Linked DNA regions of Homo sapiens: region 2 is linked to region 1. A link is a loop called in an ENCODE intact Hi-C map of the cell type or tissue named here. Cell type or tissue: CD14-positive monocyte. All regions are shown on one strand. Links, peaks and the distances in the headings refer to the core of each region. The heading gives the core; the rest is flanking DNA. Region 1 overlaps RPTOR (regulatory associated protein of MTOR complex 1). Region 2 overlaps RPTOR (regulatory associated protein of MTOR complex 1).

Region 1 (5,377 bases), core at 302-5,301:
TAAAAAGTAAAAGGGATGGGGACAGAGACGGAGAGAGAGAGGGGGAAGAGAGTGTCAACACAGGCATTCCTACATTGATGAGTCAAGTCGGGAAATCATTTAAGGAAGCCACCTTCTATTTTCGAAGAATGCCAAGACTGAAAGGGAGGCTCCTTGCCTGTCCCTTCTCCACTGTCCTTGAGATGATCAACAGTTGGTACAAATTTGCAAAAGCAGAAAACCAACTCTTTCCTAAAAAGGTAAACCTCTTCCACGGAGGTAACGCTTATGAGCATCAACCACAGGAAACACACACACAACACACAGCAAGCTTCCACCTCCCCCAGTAGCTCTGGGGTGTGCCTTGCCCTGGAGGAGCCCATTTACAGCCAGCTTGTTTGCGACAACTTCAGATTCTCCGTGCTCCTTGGCCCGATTCAAATATTAATGTGTTTTTACCTAAGAAACTATCAATAACATGGACTGTGTTTATACTACATACCGACAGAGCTAAGATGGGAATAATACTCAGGCTGCCTGAAGGAAGCCAAGCTGTCAGGAAGTGGGACAGCCACAGAGGACTGGAGTTTCTCACGTGAAAATGCCTGCAGAACTCTGGTCCTCTCACCCCGTGACCCCTTGAGAGCCAGGGCTGCTCGGTTCTAATTCAGTACAGGGCTTCCACGACTGCGGTGCTGAGGAACAGCTATGGGGCAACGGCTGGGGCTGAGATCCCCGGAAACCAAGGTGTTCCAGGATCAAGGGAAAACAGTGCCTGATGGCTGCAAGAGGCATTAGTTTCCCGCTAAATACACCGTTTATTTTCACATGCGACTGCTGGGTCCTCACCTATTCTTATTCTTGTCGGGGATGTAGAATGGCTTTGTGGCAAACCCATAAAACTCAGTTCTTTAAAAAAAAATAAAAATAAAAAAATAAATAAATAAAGTGATTCTTTTAAATTACAAAGAACCAATACTTAAATGACCCACCATTATATCTTTCCTGCCATCTGACTTGTTCTTTCTATATAAAGAAGCCATGCCCTTGACCCAGAGCCTTCCCCTACATCCCAGAGTCCACCGTGTCAATTTCCACGTGTGTTCACAGGGTGGAGGAATCACTGGCCAGCCAGAAACCAGCCGCTGCCTCTGCAAACAGGGACAGGAGGGCTCAGCACTTACTACTCAGTGACAACCCCCGAAGAGCTGACCCTATGTGAAACACAGGCCAGCGATACCCTGGGGGAACGGTGCTGCTGTAGGCTCCAGGGCCGCCTCGCGCAGATCATTTAAGAATCAGTCAATCCCCGTGACAGGGACAAAACCGAGGTGGCTCCAGAGCTCTGACATGGCTGCACGCCTGGTGACCCAAAGCCAAGCCCTGACTCTCTTCCAAAGTACAAGTGAGAGAAGAGATCAGCTAGAAGGAGGTCTAAACTGGGCTGGAGACCAAGATAAGCCACGCACAATCATAGCCCCTTCTGCAACCCAAAGACGCAAACAAAAGTCCCTCCAGCGCAGTGCAGGGGCTTTGCTGGAATAACGCAGACATTAATTTCTCTTGCCTTCCCATAGCAATAGGTCTCTCCCTATAAGGAGGTTTCTGAAAGCTAGAGTTGGGATCGAAATTTAGTCAAATGGGCGATCCAAGCCCAGTGTATTTAGATTCTATCTCAGGCGAGGTTTTACTCCAAGTCTTGAAGAAACTGCCAAACGTCTCAGCTGCTGCAGAGGCCCCACGCGAGACAGCGTGGCAAAATGTACTCTTAAAAATATCCACAAGAAGGGGCCCTTTTTGAGTAAGTTCTGTGTATTTTAGACTTGGGAAATTCTTCCTATTAAAAATTTTGGAACCTTTTCCTGAGTTCCTTTTCGGCAGCACCAGGCCTAGCTCGTTGGTACCCTCCGGGAAGAAGGGAACCGCAGGGCGGCCACGGGGAGGAAGTGTTGTCTTGGGGTGGCAGCCACGAGCTGACCCTACGATGAGGGAACCGAAGGCAAAGCTGAAGATTCTATTTGCCAATTTAAAAAATCCCTCTAAGTTATCTTGTCAGTTAAAAAAATTAATTAAAACAAAAAACTGAAATGCACAGTCCTCCATCTGCCTAAGTCCTCACCCTTCCTCCTAGCTCAGGCCACCCGGCAATGTCACCGGAGGATCTGAGAAAGATTTAGACTATGGGCACAATTATCACCCTCCCCGCTTAGATGTGTGTTATTATCCTTCCTGCCCTGGAGGGGAGACAGTTGAGGTTCAGAAGGTTCTGAAACTCACCCCCAGCTACCCTGCTGGCTAAGTGGCTGGGCATAAGAACCCTCCTCTGCACCCAAAGACCACAGTGGGCTGAGGCAACAGGATCCTGGTGCATCTCAGCCACATAAAAAATCACACACAAGTGTGTACCCCTGACAACTGAGAGCGCACGCTCAATGCACTGACTCAAACTCAATTAGGGAAATCAGGAAGAAAAGAGGAAAACAGAGTAAGGTGAAAGCTCATAAAAAGAAAGGGAGCCGGAGGGGCTGTGTGAGTGAGGCCCCCCGGGGGGAGGGTGAGGGGGGAAGGGAGCTGCAGGATCCACCCTGCCACAGGCTAAGAAGGAACTTCCTCTGTGACTCTTACGACTCACCTGACGTGTGTGCAAATTCCTAATATGTAAAATAAAGACAATCTAAAAATAGCATAAACGGCAAAAATGAAAAGTATACGTATCACAGGTCACGGTTCCGCTCTGACTGGACAACATCCGCCTACAGCAGCCCTGCCGAGATGTCCTCCACTAATCCCCTTCTAGCCCGGACCGCCTCTGAGGGTCAGAGGGTGTCAGCAACTGTTTTTCAGGACAGATGAGTTCAGAATCAGGGCTAGAAACAAACCACCGTCTATCCAGTTGTCTTCCTAAGCATTTAAACCGTGGTGGTTTCTGCACCCAATATGTAAAGTTAAACAGACTTCGTGTACATCCCTGTCTCTCGCTGGACCCCTCCCTCCTACCAACTGAACTCTCCCTTTCCGCTCTTCTCCACCGACGGCTCCAGTTGTACTTAGGGAAGCTGACGTGCCCAGAACACCATTCTGGAAGTCATTGCACAACAGCATTTCAGCTTCTTGTGATTGCGACATTTATCAATTAAGTCGTCTGATAAGAACCAGACTTTTGATCCAGCTGCTTTATGGGCCGTGTGTCTGTGCCCATTAACTTAATAGAAGCAGATGGACACGATGAGAACACCGCTGGCTGAAGGCTACTGAGCAGAAATCCAGCCAGAGGCGTGGAAAATGTCCACGAGGAGCGAGTTTCCCACAGCAGATGAGAGCCGCAACAGCATGGAGTCGGGCCAAGGAGTGGAGCCTGGGTACCCCCGACTCCTGCAGAGCCTTAAGCCACCGCAAAAACTGGGGGCTAAGGAAGAGCACCCCGAGAACGGAGCTCACTCCTGGCATTCTGGTGGCAAACAAGTGAACTCACATAGATTTTCCAATGAACTTGGAAATGCACACTGCGTTGTTCAACATGCTTGAAACACAGTTTGTCCACAGACTCCTGAACTAGCTGGGGGGTGGGAAACTATGCCAAGAGCTGGTTCAATCTGTCCCACTTGCTGCTTTTATCTGCTTGTGTTCCTGGTCTATGGTTGCGACGCTAGGTCAGCAGCCTCCAGACATGCGCCACTGAGGGTCTCTCCCAACCGCCCTTAAGAGGCTTCCGCAAGCAGATGAACCCCACTGTGTCGGAGGGGCAGTGCCTGCGGTCACGGAATTGCACATCTCAATGTTCACACAGGAAAACTCCGACCGCGACGGAATCTTATCCCCCACCTGTGACGACGTCAGTGCACGTAGGCACGGCAGAAGCATGAGGAGATCCGCACGCTGCTTGCGCCAAGGAGTTCCTCGCCGACTGCAAGTCTCTCTCTTCGGTTCTCCCAGAAAGCCACGGAGGCGCCACACTTTCACAGGACAAAACAGTTGCCTGTTGACCTGGCCAGAGCCCTCAACAAGACACCAGACAATGGGAGGACAGTGAGAGTGTCCTGGGATGTATTTTCATTTACCTCATGGACAATTTTGGTGTTTCTACAGGCAGAAGTTGAAACCACTGAATGGAAAGCCAGCTTACGGGCGCACACATGAGCTCCAGCCCTCATGCCTAGTCCGGCAGGACCATTCAGCTTGGGGTCTGTGATGAGGCTGAGGACAGCCATGGGCTCAGAAGGTGCATCTCAGCCCACGGCTGTGTTTCTGTATCAATTAACAGCACGGCTTCTCCAGTGACTATGACAGGTACAAACTGTATGTCTTGGTTTTGTGCTAAACCACAAAGATATGGTCCAAACACCTGGCGATGTCCAGTCCATGCCAGCACACAGATGTTTGGTTCCAAGACAACCAAGAGCAAAACCCATTCGCAGGCGCCGCGGCCAGACACCGCACATGAGGTGCCACGACAGTTGTTCCTTCTCTGAGGTCTCGTGATTTTACCGTCCTGATCCTCAGTCAATATTTTATTCTTTTAAGAGACCAGGTCTTGCCCCACTCTGCTGTGTGGGCTGGAGTGCAGTGGCATGATCTCAGCTCACGGTAGTGGTGAACTCCCGGGCTCTAGTCATCCTCCTGCCTCCTTCTCCCGAGAAGCTGGGACCATAGGCGCACCACCATACCAGGCTAATTTTTTGAAGAAAGTTTGGTACAGACTGGGTGTTGCTATGTTGCCCAGGCTGGTCTCAAACTCCTAGTCTCAAGTGATCCTCCCGCCTGGGCCCCTTGAAACGCAGAATGACCATTCTTTAATCGTGTGGGGTGTATGGAAAATGTGATGAAGAAAAACACAAAAGAATTAAAATGGAAGGAAAACTTTAGAAAGACTATTTCTTTGTGATTTTTCTAACTGCTGCTTTCAAATGAGATGGGAAAATGACTGTTCCAAAGGGTGCCAAGCAGATAAACAGCTGATCATTTTCCTTCTTCAGAGCTCCTGGGTTGCATTCGGTTTGCTAAGGAAGAACATAGGATTAGGGGAAGCAGTTTCACATACCCTGAAGGAGGTTAATTTTCTATCTGACATCAATTTTTATCTGTCATTAACATCAGGCTCCTAACAGCGGCTCCCAAGATCAGAGATGTCACTGGCCTAGCACCTTGCGGCACAGAAAGAGTGACTCGGTGTGATTTTAAAGTAATGTTGGTAATTTGATTAATCCATGAAAAACAGTATTTTTCAGAGTTGTTATATGATCAAAGTAAAATGGCAAACTTTTATGGTATGGAGTAGATACAAATGCCCTTAGGTTTTGTCTTTTCCCATTTGATAAACTGCATAATGAAATAACACTTTAACCCCAGCCACGGATGCTCGCTACACAGAAACCTGCTAGGGAAAGAGCTCCTTCCCTCT
Region 2 (5,377 bases), core at 104-5,103, 55 kb after region 1:
TGCAGGGCACTCATCCATCAATGGTGGGAATGTAAATTAATGAAGCTTGTATGGAAGGCAATTGGGAAGTACTTAACAAAAATTTTAAAGGCACATTCCTTCTGACTACTTCTAGATATCCATCCTATAGAAATACTTGCATTTGTACATGAGATGTTTTGACTGGTAAAAAAAAAAGCTGAAAATTATCTAAATGCCAGTGTGGTAGAGACTGCTAGGCTAATATCTGATTTTCTCTCTCTTCTAAAGCAGTTGTAGCTGAGCACATGGCCCAGTTTCCTTTCCAGTGAAGTCTGTCCTGCAGCCAAATTCTGGCCAGCGCGACATGGTCAGAGGTGCAGCGTCCACGTTCTTGGAGCATGACATGATCAGAAGTGCAATGTCCATGATCTTGGAGTGTGACATGATCAGAGGTGCAGCGTCCACGTTCTCAGAGCATGATGTGGTCAGAGGTGCAGCGTCCACGTTCTCGGGGCGTGACGTGGTCAGAGGTGCAGTGTTCACGTTCTTGAAGCGTGACATGATCAGAGGTGCAGCGTCCATGTTCTCAGAGCATGACATGATCAGAAGTGCAATGTCCATGATCTTGGAGTGTGACATGATCAGAGGTGCAGCGTCCACGTTCTCGGAGCATGATGCGGTCAGAGGTGCAGCGTCCACGTTCTCGGAGCATGATGTGGTCAGAGGTGCAGCGTCCACGTTCTCGGAGCATGATGTGGTCAGAGGTGCAGTGTCCACGTTCTCGGGGCGTGACGTGGTCAGAGGTGCAGAGTTCACGTTCTCGGAGCAGGAAGTGGTCAGAGGTGCAGCGTCCATGTTCTCGGAGCGTGACGTGGTCAGAGGTGCAGCGTCCACGTTCTCGGAGCACGATGTGGTCGGAGGTGTAGCGCCCACGTTCTCGCAGCGTGACGTGGTCAGAGGTGCACTTGAGCACGCTTCCTCCTGGAGCCGGAGCTTGCAGGCTGCGCTCACAGGTCCCCAGGGGTTGGGGGAAGCATGCTCCTCTCCTCCCCCACCCACTTCCATGCTGCTGCCAAGGGAAAGAAGGGCCAAAAGACGTCCTTTAATTGGGCAGGATCACCCCCCACGCTGACAGGAGAAAGGATTTTGGCAGCAGCCTGGGACATGGGTGTATCTTTTTACCCCCAGAACACTGCGTGCTATTTATTTACCTCCTATAATGTTCTGGGCTTAGCGAACAGCATCTGAATACAACTTGCCCAGCCCTGACCCTACAGCCACCTGACCCTACAGCCACCTCACAACGTCCTCTGCGCCACCATCAGTGAAACGGGGGCTGCTGTCATCTTTACTACCTTCTAGGTACAACCCCGAGGGTCCCAGGGCTGCAAAGTGGCATGAAATGAAAGATATTTTAACACACCATGTTCTCAGGTCTTGCTTTTTGAGCTGAAATCTATTTTCCACATTTGCCAAAATCAAAATCAAAATCTCCATTTTAAATTCTGAGATGCAAAGTTCAGGAAGATGATCCGTCATAACCATGAGGTACTGCTGCACTAGGACAGCACTGGCAGTCTCTCCCTCCACGCCCCGTGATCTGTGGGCGGCGAGCACCAGGTTACCGGCAGGGTCCTCGTGGCCCAGTCCTGCTGGGGCTGGACCATCTCCACCTCCTAGCGTGCGTCCAGGAGGCAGCACGGCACAGGGCCATGGATGGCCCCAGTTGGTCTCTGCTCTAGGACTTTAAATTCTAAGAGGGGCTTTCACCCCGTAACAGCCACTGGGATGCTGCGCCACAGAACAGCTTTCCCAGCCCCGCCTGCTCTGGGAAGCCTGCTTGGATGTGGGCCTCTGTGGTCGCTTCTCTGTGAGCGGCGTCTGTCCCTCTCAGCACCAGGGCCATTTGGGGCCGGGCCGCTCCTTGTGGGGCTGCCCTGTGCACCACACAATCTTCCGCAGCACCACCCAGCCACCCCCACACCTAGATGTGACAATCTCCAGGTTGCTGGACATTGCCAAATGTCCCAGTGTCCCCTGAGGGGAAAAGTTTCCCTGGTTGAGAACCGCTGCCTTGGAGGAGAGGCGATTTCCTTTCAAACATGAGCTGTATACATTACAGTTAGTGAGACTGCAACAATTTGGAAGTCTGTATCCCTCAGGGAATATAAAACCAACTCTATTAAGCCACAGTGTGGAAAATGACCTTTGATAGCGAATCCTGATTAGAACACGGGATGCAGACCTCATTTCCCATCTCAGAGGTCCTGGGTCGTTTGTCAAGCTCCAGGCCAGAATTATGGCCCCTGCAAACCAGCAAAGGGCAGCCTGCAGCCTCACAGCCCCGGCTGCAGGGGCAGAAACAACGCCCACAGTAGAGTCACTCCTCGTTGTCCTGTGGAATATTCCTCTGTCATCCTGACTGCACCAACCCACACCAGCCCAGAATTGAAAAGCCCCCTGTATACACGGAAGGCTGCTTGGAACACTCAAGAGCTTGTGGCCAATGGTTTTCATTTCTTCTTGATCCAAAACTAAAAGTACAGAGAATAATTCCTAATCAAAGCGTCTCTTCTTTTTCTCCAAGAATCATATTCAAGGCCATGTTTTCTTTTCAAACAAAGAAATAGAAATGGGTTTTAGATAATTTCTTCATTACAATCCACTTTATCTGTCAGGTTATATTAAACATCAGGGGAAGAGTCCGCCTGCCTCACCAGTCTGTCGCCGCAGCCTGAGTTAGCCACCAAGGCAGCCATGGCCGGGAGAGCCCAGCCCACTGAAGCCTGCAGGCTGTCTTCCCACAGAGGGGCAGCCCAGCAGCCCGCCAGCCTCCAAGGAGCTTCCCACAATTCTACATCTCAGGGATTTCTGGTGGAAAGACTGAAACTGGGTTTTGGCTTAAGTTAAATGTGAGCGTTTTATCCCTTTAAATTACAGAGCAGAAGACAAAACGCAAAACCCCTCACATACCAAACAGATGAGTACAAAGAAGAGAACGGCATGTCCCAGGGGAGGCAAGGGGCGTGGTGGCAAGGCATGGCAGGAAGAAGCCCTGGCCTCAGCAAGTTTGCATCCCAGTGGGTGAGGTGGGCAGAACGACACGGTGCCGCCACCCCGTGCTCCAGCTGAAAAGGCAAGCGCAAGTGTCGTGGGGGCGGCTTCTTCTCCCACGGCCCCTCCTCAGATCCAGGCACAGCAGCTCTGACACTGCAGAGGAGGGAACGGGGGGCACACTGGGCAGGTGCAGACAGTCGCCCTCTGGAAGGGCAGGTGGGGTGTCCCAACCCCAACTCCAACCCACCACAGGCTGAGCAGGTAGATGTGATGAGCCTGGAAATTTCTGGCCTCACCACTGTTGGGATGGGAGAACCTGGCCTCGCCGCTGTTGCGATGGTAGAACTCGCAAGCATCTCTGTGGATAGCTGGGATACACAGGAAGACTGCCATCAGCTGAAGGACATGGATCTCCAGGTGGCCTTACCCAAACCTGATTTGGCCATTTCATTAGCCCTGCAAAGATACCATCCTACTTTATACAAACTGGGGTATTTAGCACCTACTAATCAGATCATAGCAGCATTTTCCTCAACATAAAGAAAAATGCCAACTATGCCAGGCAGTAAACATGAGGAAGGGGTGGGTTGCCATGTCTCCTCTCTCCTGACCCTTCCATCCTGGCACTCATGGCCCCCACCTCTCAGGACATGGCCTGGCTTCTCACTTAACAGGAGACAGGCTCCAAGGGGAACCAGCTCTCATGTCCAGCTTCAAAGCTCCACCACATTTGTATTCACCTCTCCTTCCCTCCCACGTCTCAGAGAAGAGTGCTTGGGCTTGCCAAGTCAAATGCTGTATCTCTGTCCTGAATTAATCTTCTCATACCTTCCCATTTCTCATCCTTTACTCCACTGATTTATACTTTCTTCAGCAACCCCCTTTCTCCTATCTACAAACATAAGTTACCTCTTGCAGAAACTAAACATCCCTGCTTAGCCTTGTTCTTTCTTCGAGGTCTCCCCAACAGACAGGCTCCTCTAATCACATGCTCTCTATGTATTTATTGCAAAAATTGTATTACAGAGAAAGCTAGAAAAAACAGTGTTATTCAGTAGTATCACCAAACTTCTGGAAAGATTAGTCTATTCCAGTCCCTAGTCCCTTACCTCCTGTTTAGTCATTAAAATCTAGTTTCCACACCTGTACATAGATACGCAAATCAATATGCATGTGTTTACAGCTTACTACACACAAATGCATCACTTAGCTAAGTCCACGGAGAGGGCCTAGGCCTAGTAACACTAATGCTCCAGTAGTAACGAGCACACAAAGAGGCCACATCTTGGTTTCTAAATCCCACTCTCAAAAAAGCCAAAGATCCTTGGAAAAATGGTTGATCCAGGGCTGTGGTAGAGAAAATGCTAGAAGGTGTGTCAGTGGTCAAAGTTGAAACAATTTCAGTAACAAAATAAATAATGATAATAATAATGGATTATAACCCAAGAAGTAAAATAAATATTAGTGGCTCCATATGGATATAAACAAACAACCAAGTAAATAAACAACAAGAGAAGCAACAATTCTTTCATACAGAAGAATTCCAGTTACTAAACGTGGAAGGAAATAGGGAGGTACAGCACCACCATTAGAACACCAGGATAGTAATTACACATGAATGTTAGAATTAGGGCATGGCAGTTTAAGGAGAAACAGGATATCTGCATACTCTCAAAGTATCTCCTTCAAATGCTTATGAATTATAAAGAAAATAACAACTTCACATTGGAGAAACACACAAGGCACCACTTCAGCCTAGTGATCAAGGTTGGTATCTGCAGTAATAAGAATCACACACACCACGCACCCCCAAACCTGATGCACTGAGAATAACCCATCTGCATTATTCTTCCCAAAACTTTGATCCTCAATCTCATCATGAGAACACATCAGACAAACCCAAAGTGAGGGACATCCTCCAAAACACCTGAGCAGCATCTTACAATGTCATGGTCATGAAAGACAAGAACAGCTGAGGAACCATCCCAGGCTGGGAGGACCAGAGGACAAGGCAGCCAATGTGGGTGGGGGCCTGGGCTGGACCACAAGACATACAGAGGATTACAGCGGCAAGGCTGCTGGCACCAAGGAGGCTGTGTGTGGTTGGCAGTGCTGTAACAACATATGTTTCCTAGATTTGATCGCTGTGCTGAGGTCATGTAAGAGGTTGACACTGGGTAGCTGGATGAAGGACACACAGGAACTCTCTGTGCTGCCTCTGCAACTCTCGTGTACATTTAAAATTATTTCAAATTGTTTTTTAAAAATGCAAACCTAGTTTTGATCCTAACTGCTCTCCAGAAATTACTGAACACATAGTCACCTCTTCACATGCTGCATCCCATGGTCTCTTCCATTC

What was found. Hi-C counts contacts between places; a loop is a spot of excess contacts. Peaks named below come from ENCODE experiments on the same cell type or tissue, not always from the same donor. Only the 100,000 strongest peaks of a DNase experiment are listed, where the experiment ranks them.
Region 2: a loop joins it to region 1, with 1.9 times the contacts of the local background. A loop is called at or near these places in 12 of 110 quality-filtered maps.

The regions. Positions count from the first base shown.
Region 1 is chr17:80,777,926-80,783,302 of GRCh38, reverse strand. All of the region lies in intron 6 of RPTOR (regulatory associated protein of MTOR complex 1), which reads right to left. Among named protein-coding and RNA genes, the nearest start is that of CHMP6, 210 kb to the left of the region's middle. RefSeq lists enhancers at 2,614-2,813, 3,330-3,830. In CD14-positive monocyte, for the core only: no CTCF peak of the experiment used is centred there; DNase peaks (open chromatin) are centred at 1,912, 2,642 and 3,052; H3K4me3 peaks cover 2,195 bases; H3K27ac peaks cover 1,892 bases.
Region 2 is chr17:80,722,562-80,727,938 of GRCh38, reverse strand. The region is part of intron 4 of RPTOR (regulatory associated protein of MTOR complex 1); the gene reads right to left. Among named protein-coding and RNA genes, the nearest start is that of RPTOR, 180 kb to the right of the region's middle. RefSeq lists an enhancer at 1,207-2,167. In CD14-positive monocyte, for the core only: no CTCF peak of the experiment used is centred there; no DNase peak of the experiment used is centred there.